2 separate regions of the Homo sapiens genome follow, and region 2 is linked to region 1. A link is a contact called in ENCODE Hi-C or POLR2A ChIA-PET data. All regions are on one chromosome and are shown on one strand. The core of a region is the stretch at or near the end of the contact, and the rest is flanking DNA. Distances in the headings are between cores, read along the strand shown. Region 1 overlaps LINC01461 (long intergenic non-protein coding RNA 1461). Region 2 holds the start of DNAI3 (dynein axonemal intermediate chain 3).

Region 1 (5,274 bases), core at 2,350-4,849:
AGGATTACTTGAGCTCAGGAGGTCGAGGCTGCAGTGAACCATGATCATGCAATGCACTCTAGCCTGGGCTACAGAGTGAGACCCTGCCTCAAAAAGCAAAAAAACAGAAAAACAAAAAAAAGCATAGACCCTGGAGGAAAACTGTGTGTGTGAATCTTGGCTCTACTATGTACACCAAGGGGCAACTTGGGTACATTCTATAACTTCTCTATGCCTTAATTTCCATCTCTTGTTAATTGAGGATAATCAAACCTACAGAATTGTTGGGAAGATTAAATGACACAGTCCCTGCGAAGCATTAGCACAGAACCTATCACACAGATAGAACTCAATCAGTGCCAGCTTTTCTAATTGTGGTAGTTGTTGATCGTTTGCACACTCTTCACTTTCCCTTTTCTTCCCTCCCCTCTCTGCACTTTGCTTTTCAGTAACATGTCAACGCAACAAACATTTTCTGAGCCCCAGCACTGTGCCAGGACAAATATGGTCACTACCTTGGGGAGCTTGCTGTCTTTTGAGGAAGCAGACACATAAACCATGAGGACAACAAAGCATGGCCTATGAATGATAGACATTTTCACTCGTTTCCGTGGATGCAAGGGTGACAGTAGCAGTCACCATAATCAGGAAAGAAAGAGCTGAACAGGAAAGGAATTATAGAGGGAATAATCCTTGATTTAACTTTTAAAAAACAGGAATGGAAGGGAGAAAAGACTTTTGGTCAGAGAGAACAGCATGCGCAAAGGCATGGAGATGTCATACAGTGGAGCGTAGGGAAGAGCCAGTAGTTCAGCAGAACCTGCCCAGTGGTTCTCAAACTTGAGCCTGCACCTGAAGGCCCTGGAAGCCTTGTTAAGAAGCAGATTGCTGGATCCCTCCTCCAGAGTGTCTGATTCATTAAATCTAAAGTAGGGCCTGAAACTTTGCATTTTAAACAAGTTCTCAGGTGATACTCATGTTGCTAGTCCAGGGACCATACTCTGAAACCACTGGGAGGCCAGAGCATAGTGGGTAGGATTGGTTAGAGGAAAATGGTGAGAAACAGAACTGGGCTTCACATGCTAGCTCACCGGTGTAGACTTTGTAATTTAAAAACAATGGGCTGGGCACGGTGGCTCACACCCCTAATCCCAGCACTTTGGGAGGCCGAGGCGGGCGGATCATGAGGCCAGGAGATTGAGACCATCCTGGCCAACATGGTGAAACCCCGTCTCTACTAAAAATACAAAAATTAGCTGGGCGTGGTGACATGTGCCTGTAGTCCCAGTTACTTGGGAGGCTGAGGCAGGAGAATTGCTTGAACCTGGGAGGTGGAGGCTGCAGTGAGCCGAGATTGTGCCACTGCACTCCAGCCTGGCGACAGAGTGAGATTCCGTCTCAAAACAAACAAACAAACAACAGCAATGAAGTACTTAAGGACAAAAGCTTATGATCAGATCTATGTGGCATAAATTGACTTTTTTTTGAGATAGGGTCTTGCTCTTTCACCCAGGCTGAAGTGCAGTGGCATGATCATGGCTCACTGCTGCCTCAACCACCCCAGACTCAGGTGACCCTCCCACCTTAGCCTCCTGAGTAGCTGGGACTACATGCCAGCACACCTGGCTAATTTTTAGTATTTTTTGTAGAGATGGGGTTTCGCCATGTTGCCCAGGCTGGTCTTGAACTCCAGGGCTCAAGCAATCTACCTGCCTCTGCCTCCCAAAGTGCTAGGATTACAGGTGTGAGCTGCCGTACCTGGTCCAAACTGGATTCTAAGGGCACAGAGCTTCAGAAGGGAAGACACTTGAGTTGAGTCCAAGTGCGTTTTGGGTGATCTGTTGGGCAAACAGTGCAGGCCTGTGCTGGGTTCCCAGCCTCTAAGACCAAGCCTTTCCCCACAAGCTGCTCCTTTTCCCTGATCACAGGATTAAAGCTTCCACCCGTGCCCTGCATCTCATGACTTCATTTCCTCGGGAATCACCCTCTTCCAGACATCTTCAGCCTTCAGTGTTTCCCCACAACGCCTCTGCCTCCCAACCCCCAAACCTGCCCCAGCCCCAGCCCCATGCTCTTCCTGTTGGGCATAGTTTTAAGTCAAACCTTCAACACACAGAGTTCCCCGAGTCACACTACCCACCTACTCCATTTGTGTGCTATTATTGGCATTTTTTTAACCAAAATGTTCTCAATGAGTGGTCATTGTCTGCCCCATTTCCTCACCCCTGGTCCCTGCCCCTTCAGCCTTGTTCTGTCCCCACCCCTATAATGAAATAGCAACTTGTTTTTCTTTTTTGCCTTAATTTCACCACCTCTACTACCACCAAAATGTCTTAAGAAAACCCCATATGAAGGGTTCCAGTAAAAATAGTAAGTGTTGAAAATCCCAGAACAGAATTGAATGCTTAGGCCTCTAAGCTTTTATTAACCTTCTATTTCAAAACAGCTTACAGAAGATTCACATGTGATGAGAATATATTATTGTTCCTAACTGAACTAACATAGTCTAATTTGTCTAAATTGAGGCTTAAGTAAAGTACAATTCCTAGAGCTGTATGTTTTAACTTTCCTCGTCTGTTTGTCTGCTCCTTAGAACAGGATTTATCTACCTGTGTATCAAGTACTATAATGGAGCATACTATAATGAATTGTCCATTGTTTATGTCTACATTTAAAATTTGTTTAGAGACCTGAGATGAAAATGGGGCTTGTCAAGCCCTGGGAGCATAAACAAATCTTATTCTTAAGAAATTCCTCACTCAACCAATCATTCTAAACAAATATAGAACATCCATTGACTATAGTTCAAGCTCTTGGATATATAACAGGAATTGGCCTAATTCTTGAACAGGCAGTTTTCTGAGTATTGATAATAGCCAGAGGGCCCACACTTCTGTTTTGTACTTTCACCTTTCTTCTGGACCATTTTTCCCTTTCCTTCCTTCCTTCCTTCCTTTTTTTTTGACAGGGTCTTACTCTGTTGCCCAGTGGTACCATCATGGCTCACTGCAGCCTTGATCTCCCGGGCTCAAGTGAATTTCTCACCTCACTCTTGAGCAGCTGAGACTACAGGTGTGTGCTACTATGCCTGGCTAATTTTTCTTTTTTGGGGTGTTTGTTTGTAGAGACGAGGTTTTGCCATGTTGCCCATGCTGGTCTTGAACTCCTGGCCTCAGGTGATCCACCTTGGTCTCCCAAAGTGCTAGTATAACGGGTACACCTAGCCTCGACCATTTCTAATGCTGATATAAGTCTTTAGTCATATACAGTTTTTTCACAAATGCCTTTCAACAGGAAGGGAGCAGCTGTAATATCTCCAAAATAAATTTCTGACTCAGGCAGGATGCTTTTTATAACATCTATGAGTCAGAAGAACTAAGTTATAGAAACCAGACAGGGGCCCATTTCTTATCAATAATTTTGCTTGTTTAAATGTTTTTCCTCCACTTTCTCCCTGCTGTGACTGCAAAATCTATAGCTTTGTCAATTGTTTAAATTCTTCCCTAGAAGCGAAACTAATGATTTTCCATGTCTAATCAGTGAGAACAGTGCAAATTCTTCTTCCATCATGATCAGAATCTTCTAGGGTTATGGACTCTTTTAAACACAGATCTGAGTCACACATCAGAAAGCCTGTGGTCTTAAAACACTCATGCTCTCCTGAATTTTTCAGAGTTAACACTGGAGGAGACTCGCCCCCAAGTTTGCAGGGAGAGCTAAGTCTATATAGCATTCCTAAAGGGAGCCCAGAGAGGTCCTGTAAGGTGGAACTGGTGGGAGGGCAGGGAAAGGAGAGAAAGACGCTCTCTCTGCCCACACTCCTCCACACAACTCCATCAATCATCCCAAATCAAAAGAGAAAATTAGCCATATTATTTTACACTTGAGTCAATTCCGTGCAATCCAAGTGTTTCTTTTACCAGTTTAGTTGCTCTCTCAAATGCAAAATACTTTGGAAGTCATTTAAAAACTGCCAGAATAGTTCTTCCTGCACACTGGTTTCTGCCAACTCAATTTGAAATTGGCTCTCTCAGTTCTCTTTTTCTCATATGCAAGCAACTAGCCAGATCTCTACCTGCAGATGATAAAATGCTACCCCATGCAACTCCAGGTTTGCTTCTAAACCAGGTCAGGAGGCTGAGATCAAAACAATGAGGACCACTGGAGCCCCTGGGGAGTCTCCAAAAGGGTAATTAGGCTTCTGCCCAGGTCTGGTGGATTTCCCAAAGGCTTGTATTTTTTCAGAAATGGAGTGGAGGGGAATTGGGGAGAAATTACAGTAAGTGAAGGCCTTAAATGGCCTGGAAAATCTTCAAGGTGGTATGACATCATGGAAACCTCATCCAGCTCTTTGAAAGTGATCCCAACGTTTAGCACATTACAGGACTTAACACAAGGCAGATACTTGCTACATATTTATAGGATGAAAGAATAAACAGACTGCTAGAGTAAACTAAAAAACAATTCTCAAACACTAAGGATGTTTTCTCATATTTTCTTTCGAACGCTTTTGTTTGAAAAATGTTAGCATTTCCCATAATCTTGCTTCTAGATTTGATCTCCTCAAATTAATAAATATAAATGTTTCTGGCCCCCAAACCGCTATGATGGCAGCCCACCTCTCTGACCCTGTGAAATTTAAACATACCACGGAAGGCTGGAAATTTTATGCTTCTGAAAAGATGTTGAAAACCATCATCAACATATTCTGTAGTATCCTCCACATGCTGCATGTGACCATCAAGAAAACATAACTAGTCTGTGAACTGCGGGAGGTGCTCCAGGTTCGCTGACACTCCCCTCAGCTGCGGGGTAGGATGGCCAGATGACAGAGGGATTGTTCTCTCTCTTGTTTGCAGTTGGCAGTTTTGGAGTTTGCCCACCAGATATGCCATCCAAGAAGACCAAAAGTACAGCAGGATGATTGTGAACAAGACCAGGGACCTCAGCCCTTGCAAAAAAAGGTTGAAGACTATGTACATGAACGACATTCTAGGCTATCCTCAGGTGGGTTCCAAGACTAGGGCTCCCAGCTTCTTCCCTGGATCAACACCCAATGGGCGTGGCACTCAATACCTGCTCTTTAATCAGTGCTGTACTGATTTGATCAGTACTTTTCAAATTATGTCCTACGTTGTCTGAGATGTTCTACTCAGGAGCCCTGGTGAGGGATGATGTGTGAGAAAAATTCAAGTATCTCCTCTTCTAAATTGAGAAGTCCTAGCCTTTGTCTTAAAATTGATTTTGTGTGTTAGGCTTTCACTTTTTTATTAGATGGTAAATGCTCCATTCTTC
Region 2 (4,753 bases), core at 641-3,140, 460 kb before region 1:
AACTGGAGCTCCAACCCTGTTTTGTGCCATGAACCTTTGGCAGCCTGGTGAAGCCCATGCATCAAATAAAAACATGGGATTACAAAGAAGACAGATTATATGGAAATATAGTTATTAAAATATTTTTTAAATTATGATAAAATAATTTGTACTTTATTAACACGTTAAATAACAAAATCTAGCTGTGGTTCTAATAACTACCTTAATTGTGAGGTAATGATGAGTATAAATAATATATTTACAATCTCTTTAATGTAATATGAAAAGAGTTACTAACAAAGTCACAGGCCTGTGAGTACTACTGTGGTTTGTTACCAATTGAATACATTTCAATTGGTGGTTAGTGAAAATAAATATGTAATTAAAAAAATCCACAGATTCTCCTCCCTGAATCCTCTGCCCTAGATCATGGACACTTAACTGGCCTCTCTGCCTCTGTTCTAACCAGAACAACTACTCAAGAGGCCAACCTCAGAGCTCTCCAAAAATGCATCTCTTATCAAGTCTCTTCCCTGTATAATGACTTTTTATGGGTCCCTATCATTCACAGTAGCATTCTCTTCCAGATTGTAGAAATGGAGCTCATTTGAAATGCAAATTTCCTGGACCTCCTTTGATTTTGCTGGTCTGGGTTGAGCCTGGGACTCCGCATTTTTAAAAGCATTGTGAGACAGTCTTGCACTGGTGGTCTATACACCAGATTTTGCAAAACAAAATAGAGTCTGAACTCACATAAGTATGGCCTTCAGTACTTTCACAGTGTGCCTCACTGCGTCAACCTTTCCAGTTCTATTCCAGCCTCACACGGTTTCCATTCATTCCCAAACAGTCGAGGACTTTCCCACCTCCCTCTCTGGAGAATCCCCTTCCCTCCCACCCCTCCTGCTGCTCCTGGTCCACACCATGCAGGCATCTCTCTGCTTGCTTCAATCTTTCTCATCATTCAAGGCAATTATGAACTTTTCCCCCAAAGCCGAAAGCCTCCCTGACTTCCTCACTCAGGCTGAAACAATCTTGTTCTCCCTGACACTTTCCAGTCATACTATGTGTAATTACTTATGTCAGGCCTCTGCAAAGGCAGAGGGCTTCAAACTCTGAGCTTCCTAAAAGATTGCTGTGAATTCATTTAGCATTCACCATACACAAGAAGAAGGAGAAAGTATTGCGCAGCAATTAGGTACTGGGTAAACTAGTCACTAGGGGAATAAGACAATGTCCTTACTTTCAAAGAGTTTGTGTTCCCTGTTCATCTTCCTCACTGTTTATCTACTCTAGCCCTTTCTAAACAGTCCTGAAGTAATCTATTTCAGCCCACATTAATCTTTTATTGTTTGACCCCCGCCCCTAGACGGATAATCAGAATCATGCTGTTTTGGCATTCATTCATTCATTCATTCATTCATTCATTCATTAACTGACTCATTCATGGTTTATTGAGTTCCTACTATGTACTAGGCAATATGATAGTCACTGGGTATATATAACATGGGAACAAGACAGTACATGCCCTTAAAGTTCTTAGAGTGTCGTTAACTGCTCTCTCGTTGCTATTTTTGTTTCCCTCACGAGGCTGGAAGCTCTTTGAAAGCAGGGAAAGACTTGTGTTTTTTGTAGTCTTCACTGCCACTAGCCTAGCACATTGCTGACACAGCGAGTGTTCAAATACCCTTGAAAGAGTGAGTAAAATACTTGTTTTCCAAGCCGCCTTTCCCATTCAGAGCTTCTCTTACCTGATACTGCTGATCTGAAAGAAAAGGAGCCTCTTTGCAGTGCCCTCAGGAAAAGCTCCTTCGAGAGCTGGAGGTGGGAGTTTGACTCTCCTCTCTCAGAAAAAGAAATCGCAAGGGCACAAACCGCAGCAACTCTGCCGACTGTTGCCAGGACGCATCTGTCGCTAAGAGAAAAGAGGCGAGTCCTCTGCGAGACTGACAGAGCATCTCTACCAATACAGTGTCCGCTCCCTAACAGTATCTTTCAAAGCAGACTTGTGATTGGTTGCCACTATGTGACGTCACTCAACGCGAACCGGGTGAGGCCAGCAGCTTTCCACTACCAAGGAAAGAGTTTTGTGTCTTAAGTATATTAATGACAGTGGCCCGGCCTGACCCCAGGTCTAACAGGCTCGGTCCATGCCTCACACCCACCGCAATCTCAGCCAGAGAAGAATCTTTCTGGGGTGTGGACCCTAGGAACCAGGAGAGAAAATGTTAAGGAGGCTGCCCGCTCAGAATCCTTTCGGGCAGCTTTCCTGCCCACCCCCTGCAGCGAGCTGGGCCCTCCTAGGGAGTGGAGAGGAAGCTGCGCCCCACTGGTTGTCGTGGGCGCCCCAGAACCCTAATGGGTTACATTTCCTTCTTGCCAGAATAACTTTTGTTTAGAATTTGACTCAAGCTGTAAATATGAGTCTCCGGGGAAGAAACTTGAATCCGTGAGTAACCCAAGGTTCATTTTATCTGTGATTAGGAGTCCGGTGGGATTCATACAGTGACGCTCAACTCTCTGAACACTGTTCTCCTCCTTTCCCTTAAAAAATAATTATAACTGTCTAATTTGTAAAGTGGCAGAATTTAATAAAGTAATGTAATTGACTGCTGTAATTGGTGTAAATAAATTTTCACACCTAATTTAAATAAAATCTTTAATTGAGAAAAGGCTGATCATTTATAACATATGAGAGTTCAGGGGGCTGCTGCGGTGGCTCATGCCTGTAATCCCAGCACTTTGGGAGGCTGAGGAAGGCAGATCACGAGGTCAGGAGATCGAGACTATCCTGGCTAACACGGTGAAACCCCGTCTCTACTAAAAATACAAAAAAATTAGCCAGGCGTGGTGGCGTGCACCTGTAAGTCCCAGCGACTCAGAAGGCTGAGGCAGGAGAATCGCTTGAACCTGGGAGCCAAGATCGCACCACTGCACTCCAGCCTGGGCGACAGAGCGAGGGTCCGTCTTAAAAAATAATAATAATAATAACTTCCTAATTTGTAAACTGGCAGAATTTAATAAAGCAATGTAATTGACTTCTGTAATTGGTCTAAATTAATTTTTACACCCAATTTAAATAAAATCTTTAATTGAGAAGAGGCTAATCATTTATAACATATGAGACTTTAAGGATCCTGAATGAAGATTTTTACGTTATGTGCAGAAAGATTATATAGATTCTTTCAAATTTCTGAAGAATTTGTGTTCACAAAATTCAAATGAATTTTACAATACAAATTATGAAGGAAAAAAACTAAAAAAGAGGTATTATCTAAACATTCTGACAACTTTTTTCCAGCTTGTCCACTCCCAGGAAGTGGAAGATTCGTTTTCCCCTGGGCTCAGTCTTGAGTCTTCTTTTGTCACTCTTCGCACTCTCCTGGTGGCGTCGGCATCATATATTCCCCTTAGCTTCAGCCATCACCACTAAACACACTGGACTTCCATTTCTACATTCTCAGCCTAACATATCTCTTAAATTCCATACCTGAATTTCCTCTAGCTACTGGACATTTCCAACTACCTGTGTAGTTCAGTTCATGTTGTTTAATAGATGCTAAATAAAGATTAAATGTAGTGAATGAATGAATGACCATAGCACCACAACTTAGCAGAGCCAAAGTCAACTCATTATCTTTCAGAAACTTTTTTTCCTTCTTTATTTTCTACCCTAGGTAATAGTATCATTGTCCATCAGTTGCAAAACGAAATCTGAAAGTCATCCTTGACTCCTCTTCTACTGCCCACAGTCAACATATCATTTAAGTTCTGTCATTTTTCTTTCTTAATTGTCTCTCAAATAATCCATTTTCTCTTAGCCATCCTCTGCCTCTGCCTTATTTCAGATATGCCTTATCTCTCACCTAGACGGTAGCAATAGTCTTTTGACTTGTTCTATCTCTTTCCCTCTAATTTATTTGCCAAGTTGCCACATAATTTTCCATAGTTTGAATCCTGACGTCACCCTGCTTAAATATGCTCAATCTGGCATATGAAACCCTGTATAAACAGGGTTCTGAAAGACACTGGAAATAAATCTGGAAGGTAATTAGTTATTTTTCTAACCTCATTTCCTGCCTCTGTCCCCAGCCCAACCCACATTTTAGTCCAGTGCTTCTTAACTGAAGACCCTTAACAGCCAAGGAGCAGGAAATCACAGGGGCCAGGAGTGAGTAGTAGGTTGATGGAAAGAAGGTTTATAACATGAAATAGACTTCTGCAACTGAGACATATTTGTTTCATATAAAGAATTTATGAAGTTTTTGCATTTGGCTTTGCAATGGATTCGTGTTTGTTTCAATTTTTAAAAAAATGTCTAAAGCCACTATTAACTAAAATTGACAGAAAACTGAATAAACACAAAGAAACCTTAGGCAACTGTGACATGCTCATCCTGTGGTTTTGCACAGCCCCTGACATACTGCTGTGCAGGTCCAGGAGTGTGTGGGTCTCAGGTTGAGAGCCAGAGCTCTGGTTACACAGCTCCTGACTGGTCCCCTGTGCTGTGCTGGGTTACAACTGTGTGTCTGCTCATCCAGGTGCCACCACTTCTACCTCTGCCTCCATCTGTAATGCCTTTCTTCATCCTCATTACTTGGTAAATGACTATTTATTTTTCAAGACCCAACTCAAATGTCACCTTCTCTGTCCAGCCATACAGGCACTCGGTAGAATTAGACACTCTTTCCTCTATTTTTCCATTATAGCAAGTATTACATTGTGTTGCAATAGCTTGTTTAGATAGATGTCTCCCCCTCTAGACTTTAAGGCA

What was found. Hi-C counts contacts between places; a loop is a spot of excess contacts on that map. ChIA-PET counts read pairs that join two places held with the same protein, here RNA polymerase II (POLR2A). Pooled maps may share reads with other maps.
Region 2: a pooled map shows a loop between it and region 1 (5-fold over the local background). The contact joins the promoter of DNAI3 here to the enhancer-like site in region 1. A Hi-C loop is called at or near these places in 2 of 50 pooled maps. POLR2A ChIA-PET finds 5 or more read pairs at or near these places in 2 of 52 experiments (H1 and PC-9).

Annotation. Positions count from the first base shown.
Region 1 is chr1:84,597,661-84,602,934 of GRCh38, reverse strand. LINC01461 (long intergenic non-protein coding RNA 1461) reads left to right here. Exons shown (of 3, transcript NR_125761.1): 3 at 4,839-4,971. Among named protein-coding and RNA genes, the nearest start is that of LINC01461, 21 kb to the left of the region's middle. Within about 2 kb of position 3,599, at least 8 of the 41 ENCODE cell types and tissues checked have a DNase peak (open chromatin) inside an H3K27ac peak, as active enhancers do; they include PC-9, where a contact is called at or near this core.
Region 2 is chr1:85,059,464-85,064,216 of GRCh38, reverse strand. It overlaps DNAI3 (dynein axonemal intermediate chain 3), which reads right to left and starts at 1,890. Exons shown (of 23, transcript NM_145172.5): 1 at 1,731-1,890. RefSeq lists an enhancer at 1,755-2,255.